Regions from separate parts of the Homo sapiens genome. Here region 2 is linked to region 1. The links are chromatin loops, found by intact Hi-C in ENCODE. Cell type or tissue: dorsolateral prefrontal cortex. All regions are shown on one strand. Links, peaks and the distances in the headings refer to the core of each region. The heading gives the core; the rest is flanking DNA. Region 1 overlaps CDC6 (cell division cycle 6). Region 2 overlaps RARA (retinoic acid receptor alpha).

Region 1 (2,905 bases), core at 96-2,595:
CTTTTTTGTGACAGTGTTTTTAATTGTCCTATTTTGTAGAGTGATGCTAAAGTAAAGGTTTATTGTTAAACAAGATGACCACAGTTAGTTAAACAAGTCGTTTTTTGTTAGGTAAGGTTTAAGGTGTGTAAAGATGGGAGTGTGATATGAATATTTTTTCAAGCCATTGGAAAAAAAAGTGTTTAACTTGCTTGCCTTTTGTGAGAAAAAGTTTAATATGGTAGAAGTTTGTATACTGACAACTTTGCTTTTGTGAGTTCCCCAGTGTGAAAAATCCTTTTCTCTTCTTTCCAGGTGTTTTTCAAGATTGAAGAGAAAGAAATAGAACATGCTCTGAAAGATAAAGCTTTAATTGGAAATATCTTAGCTACTGGATTGCCTTAAATTCTTCTCTTACACCCCACCCGAAAGTATTCAGCTGGCATTTAGAGAGCTACAGTCTTCATTTTAGTGCTTTACACATTCGGGCCTGAAAACAAATATGACCTTTTTTACTTGAAGCCAATGAATTTTAATCTATAGATTCTTTAATATTAGCACAGAATAATATCTTTGGGTCTTACTATTTTTACCCATAAAAGTGACCAGGTAGACCCTTTTTAATTACATTCACTACTTCTACCACTTGTGTATCTCTAGCCAATGTGCTTGCAAGTGTACAGATCTGTGTAGAGGAATGTGTGTATATTTACCTCTTCGTTTGCTCAAACATGAGTGGGTATTTTTTTGTTTGTTTTTTTTGTTGTTGTTGTTTTTGAGGCGCGTCTCACCCTGTTGCCCAGGCTGGAGTGCAATGGCGCGTTCTCTGCTCACTACAGCACCCGCTTCCCAGGTTGAAGTGATTCTCTTGCCTCAGCCTCCCGAGTAGCTGGGATTACAGGTGCCCACCACCGCGCCCAGCTAATTTTTTAATTTTTAGTAGAGACAGGGTTTTACCATGTTGGCCAGGCTGGTCTTGAACTCCTGACCCTCAAGTGATCTGCCCACCTTGGCCTCCCTAAGTGCTGGGATTATAGGCGTGAGCCACCATGCTCAGCCATTAAGGTATTTTGTTAAGAACTTTAAGTTTAGGGTAAGAAGAATGAAAATGATCCAGAAAAATGCAAGCAAGTCCACATGGAGATTTGGAGGACACTGGTTAAAGAATTTATTTCTTTGTATAGTATACTATGTTCATGGTGCAGATACTACAACATTGTGGCATTTTAGACTCGTTGAGTTTCTTGGGCACTCCCAAGGGCGTTGGGGTCATAAGGAGACTATAACTCTACAGATTGTGAATATATTTATTTTCAAGTTGCATTCTTTGTCTTTTTAAGCAATCAGATTTCAAGAGAGCTCAAGCTTTCAGAAGTCAATGTGAAAATTCCTTCCTAGGCTGTCCCACAGTCTTTGCTGCCCTTAGATGAAGCCACTTGTTTCAAGATGACTACTTTGGGGTTGGGTTTTCATCTAAACACATTTTTCCAGTCTTATTAGATAAATTAGTCCATATGGTTGGTTAATCAAGAGCCTTCTGGGTTTGGTTTGGTGGCATTAAATGGCAATTTGTGACTGAGACACCAGAGGGCACCCTTATAACATTGACTACTTTGAAAGGGGATGCTTGAGGCTGAGGTAGTTTTGAGGGAAAGGGGGAAGTTCTAGTTTGATTTGTTTGGGAGATTGCTGTCCTTTCATAACTGAAGCAAATGCTTGAAATGTAAACCATGTGTGATACGAATGATCTGAGAGCCAGTGACCAAGTCTGCTTTTCCCTGAGCTCTCCTGCTGCCGCCTCTACCTTTCTGACATGGCCTTCCATTTGGAACTTGATATGTGTACAAGTGATCTGTTGGCCACTGTTTCATTCATCCTGACCACTGTATCCGTGTAATGTGATCTGAGCTACAACAGGTGGTATGGGATAGAGGCAAGGAAAGCAGAGAGAGCCCTCTGAAATGAACACTACCCACTGGTGTGTGTAGCACATGATAGTCTGTAGGCATGAGTCTGAATGTTGTTCTCACACTCCTTTACTAGAGTATTCGTTCCCTCTGAAGGTAGTTTGAACATGGAAACACAGTTCTATACCTAGAAGGTTGGAAAGTGTCTGGGACTATAAGGGTTAACATGCATAATTGCAAAGATTGTCCGAAGGCTGATGGAAAGCAGAGACTGAATGGGATTGAGAACAGATGCGAAGCTTGATTTAAATTACATTTTATTGGATGCTGCAGCCTTAAGAGACGTGACTGCTTTACAGTTTGTTTCCACACTGTGGGCAGCTGCTGTCTGTTCTGTGTCCACAGTAGGATCCTGCCCAATAAGGAGCAGCCTCCCCACCTCATTGTGTTTGAGGCTTGGCGCCTTCCTCTTAACTGTAGGGCTTGAGTCAGGAACATGGCTTGACTCGCAGTGGGGCTGCTATGTATCCTCCCTGGCTTCCAGCCAAAATCACATTGGTAGATTCAAAGGGGCCAAATTTCTTTCCCCTCTATCTTTCCCTTTCCCCTGGTTTTGGAAATAGAGTTTTCTGTCTACTGATTTGTTAGTTTCCTTTTCTTCTCCCCTCACTGTCAATTTCTAGGTCATTGCTGCTCTTAAGACTTTAGCAGTTGGAACAGGGTTGGTTCTGTCAATGATGCATGAAGCAGACTTAGTGTCCCTGCTTGGCTTCTGCTGCCCTTGTGGGAGCAAAAGCTGATATATGTTTGTCAGTAAAGTCTTAAGTGTAATTCAGACTGCTGAGGAAGAAAGCCCTTTCCTTGCTGGCTTTTCTCCCTGAAGCTGAGAGCTTCAGGAAGGTGGTAGGAGTTTTAGTGGGATGGGATGGGATGGGCTTGTGGTTAGCAGTTTTTGCCAGGATCATAGGCTGCTTCACTTAGAGTAGTGGCAAAGATGCTGACCTACATTCTTCCTTTTG
Region 2 (2,905 bases), core at 142-2,641, 52 kb after region 1:
CAGTAGCTGCTCACCACATGTGACTCTTTAAATTTAAATTAATTAAAATTAAACTCAATTCAGTTCCTCAGTTGCATTAGCCACATTTCAAGTACTCAGTAGACGCATGTGGCTGGTGGCTGAGGTATGGATGGTGCAGACGTAGAACCTTTCCATCATTGTAGAAAATTCTATCAGACAGCATTGCTCCGGCCACCTGCCAGGTGGTCCTCCGGGAGTGCTGGTGCGGAGTGCTGGTGCCGAGTGCTCAGAGTGGGTTCGGGTTCAGTCCCTGAACCCAAGCATCCTCTGCACCCAGATCCTGCGGATCTGCACGCGGTACACGCCCGAGCAGGACACCATGACCTTCTCGGACGGGCTGACCCTGAACCGGACCCAGATGCACAACGCTGGCTTCGGCCCCCTCACCGACCTGGTCTTTGCCTTCGCCAACCAGCTGCTGCCCCTGGAGATGGATGATGCGGAGACGGGGCTGCTCAGCGCCATCTGCCTCATCTGCGGAGGTGGGCAGGGGGCCTGGGTCTGGGGGCTGGGCTGGGACGGGGGTGCAGCCCTGGAGTCTCTTCCAGGGAGCTCTTTCAGGCCACCTCTGTTAGGTATCTCTAGAGGGCAGGGTCTGGTCTGCAACTACACAGCAAGGGGGCCATGTGGGGCCTGGACTCCTGTTCCCGATTTCTGGGCAACACCCCTTCTAGGGAGGTTAAGAGTGAGGGTTTGAGGGTCGGACCAACCAGGGTCACCTCCTGGCCGATGCATGACCCTGAGCAGGTTGCTGAACTTCTCTGGGCCTCCGTTTCTGTACAGTGGGGGCGGTAACGGTCTCTAGCTCATGAAGTTGATGGGAGGATTACGGTGGTAACAGATACTGTGCAGGTGCCCAGAGCGAGCTCCAGTGCTTGTTAGTTGCTATTTTATTGTTGTGATTTCTGCCATTTCATCTGGTTTCCAGAATAACAGGGGGGAGTGGGAGCCTGCCTGGGAACCCTCTCCCTGCTTGAGGATGGCACTGCCCATTTGGGGTCCCATCCCACTAACTGGGCTCAGGGAGGGTTTGGGGCACCCCCTCACCCTCAGCTCCCGTTGCTCCCTTTTAAGGGCCTCTGTACCCTGCGGCAGCAGAGACCCCATGCCCTGCCCTGTGTGGGGAGGCGCCTGCGAGCTGCCCTCCTCCATGGCCTGGGCAGGCACGCCCCCCGGTGGCCGAGGCTGGGGGTGCAGCTGTGTTCCCAGCTGCTCAGGGGGTGGTTCTGCTTCCTCAGACCGCCAGGACCTGGAGCAGCCGGACCGGGTGGACATGCTGCAGGAGCCGCTGCTGGAGGCGCTAAAGGTCTACGTGCGGAAGCGGAGGCCCAGCCGCCCCCACATGTTCCCCAAGATGCTAATGAAGATTACTGACCTGCGAAGCATCAGCGCCAAGGGTGAGGCTCACAGACCTGGAGGGGTACCGGCCCCCGACACCTGGCCCAGGCCCCCACATCCAAGCCAGCACCCCATGTCTTTGTGCCAGGACAATACGACACCTGTCCCCATCTGTGTCTAGGCTGAGGTCCCCTAGTGACTCCACTTTGCCGAGGTGGCCCGCCTGTGTCACCTTTGTGTGGTAGTTCAGATCGTGGCTCTGGAACCAGACACGTGGGTGTGTGTCCTTGTGTGGGTCACTCAACAGCTCCTAGCTACAGTTTCCCTTCCGAGGGCGGGGATAACATTCGTGTTTACAGAGGGGTCGGGATGATCCCTAGCACACAGCACAGGGGAAGGAAGGGCTTGGCGTCTAGCCCAGGCCGGCAGTCTGGCCCTGGAGCCGGAGTTCGGGACCACTTTGCCCCATTGCCACCAGCCTCTGGACCTGGGGGCTTAAGAGAGCTGGCTCGTGTCAAAGAACTGAATCCCAAGAAAGATGCTAATATCAGCAGTATTGATCTTCCCACCTCGAGCCAGGCTTGCTGGGGCTGGGGGTGGGAGGGCTGGCCCAGCGTGCTGACCTCTGCCCCCTCCTTTCCTGCAGGGGCTGAGCGGGTGATCACGCTGAAGATGGAGATCCCGGGCTCCATGCCGCCTCTCATCCAGGAAATGTTGGAGAACTCAGAGGGCCTGGACACTCTGAGCGGACAGCCGGGGGGTGGGGGGCGGGACGGGGGTGGCCTGGCCCCCCCGCCAGGCAGCTGTAGCCCCAGCCTCAGCCCCAGCTCCAACAGAAGCAGCCCGGCCACCCACTCCCCGTGACCGCCCACGCCACATGGACACAGCCCTCGCCCTCCGCCCCGGCTTTTCTCTGCCTTTCTACCGACCATGTGACCCCGCACCAGCCCTGCCCCCACCTGCCCTCCCGGGCAGTACTGGGGACCTTCCCTGGGGGACGGGGAGGGAGGAGGCAGCGACTCCTTGGACAGAGGCCTGGGCCCTCAGTGGACTGCCTGCTCCCACAGCCTGGGCTGACGTCAGAGGCCGAGGCCAGGAACTGAGTGAGGCCCCTGGTCCTGGGTCTCAGGATGGGTCCTGGGGGCCTCGTGTTCATCAAGACACCCCTCTGCCCAGCTCACCACATCTTCATCACCAGCAAACGCCAGGACTTGGCTCCCCCATCCTCAGAACTCACAAGCCATTGCTCCCCAGCTGGGGAACCTCAACCTCCCCCCTGCCTCGGTTGGTGACAGAGGGGGTGGGACAGGGGCGGGGGGTTCCCCCTGTACATACCCTGCCATACCAACCCCAGGTATTAATTCTCGCTGGTTTTGTTTTTATTTTAATTTTTTTGTTTTGATTTTTTTAATAAGAATTTTCATTTTAAGCACATTTATACTGAAGGAATTTGTGCTGTGTATTGGGGGGAGCTGGATCCAGAGCTGGAGGGGGTGGGTCCGGGGGAGGGAGTGGCTCGGAAGGGGCCCCCACTCTCCTTTCATGT

The links. Peaks named below come from ENCODE experiments on the same cell type or tissue, not always from the same donor. Only the 100,000 strongest peaks of a DNase experiment are listed, where the experiment ranks them.
Region 2: it touches region 1 in a loop (1.0-fold over the local background); 110 of 110 quality-filtered maps call a loop at or near these places.

What each region holds. Positions count from the first base shown.
Region 1 is chr17:40,301,618-40,304,522 of GRCh38, forward strand. It overlaps CDC6 (cell division cycle 6), which reads left to right. Exons shown (of 12, transcript NM_001254.4): 12 at 295-2,905. The coding sequence ends at 384. Among named protein-coding and RNA genes, the nearest start is that of RARA, 6.1 kb to the right of the region's middle. In dorsolateral prefrontal cortex, for the core only: CTCF peaks have their summits at 1,566 (motif pointing right) and 1,769; no DNase peak of the experiment used is centred there.
Region 2 is chr17:40,354,004-40,356,908 of GRCh38, forward strand. It overlaps RARA (retinoic acid receptor alpha), which reads left to right. Exons shown (of 9, transcript NM_000964.4): 7 at 299-503; 8 at 1,260-1,418; 9 at 2,006-2,905. The coding sequence ends at 2,223. Among named protein-coding and RNA genes, the nearest start is that of GJD3-AS1, 7.4 kb to the right of the region's middle. RefSeq lists a silencer at 1,090-1,159. In dorsolateral prefrontal cortex, for the core only: CTCF peaks have their summits at 1,198 (motif pointing left) and 1,406; a DNase peak (open chromatin) is centred at 1,198; H3K27ac peaks cover 356 bases.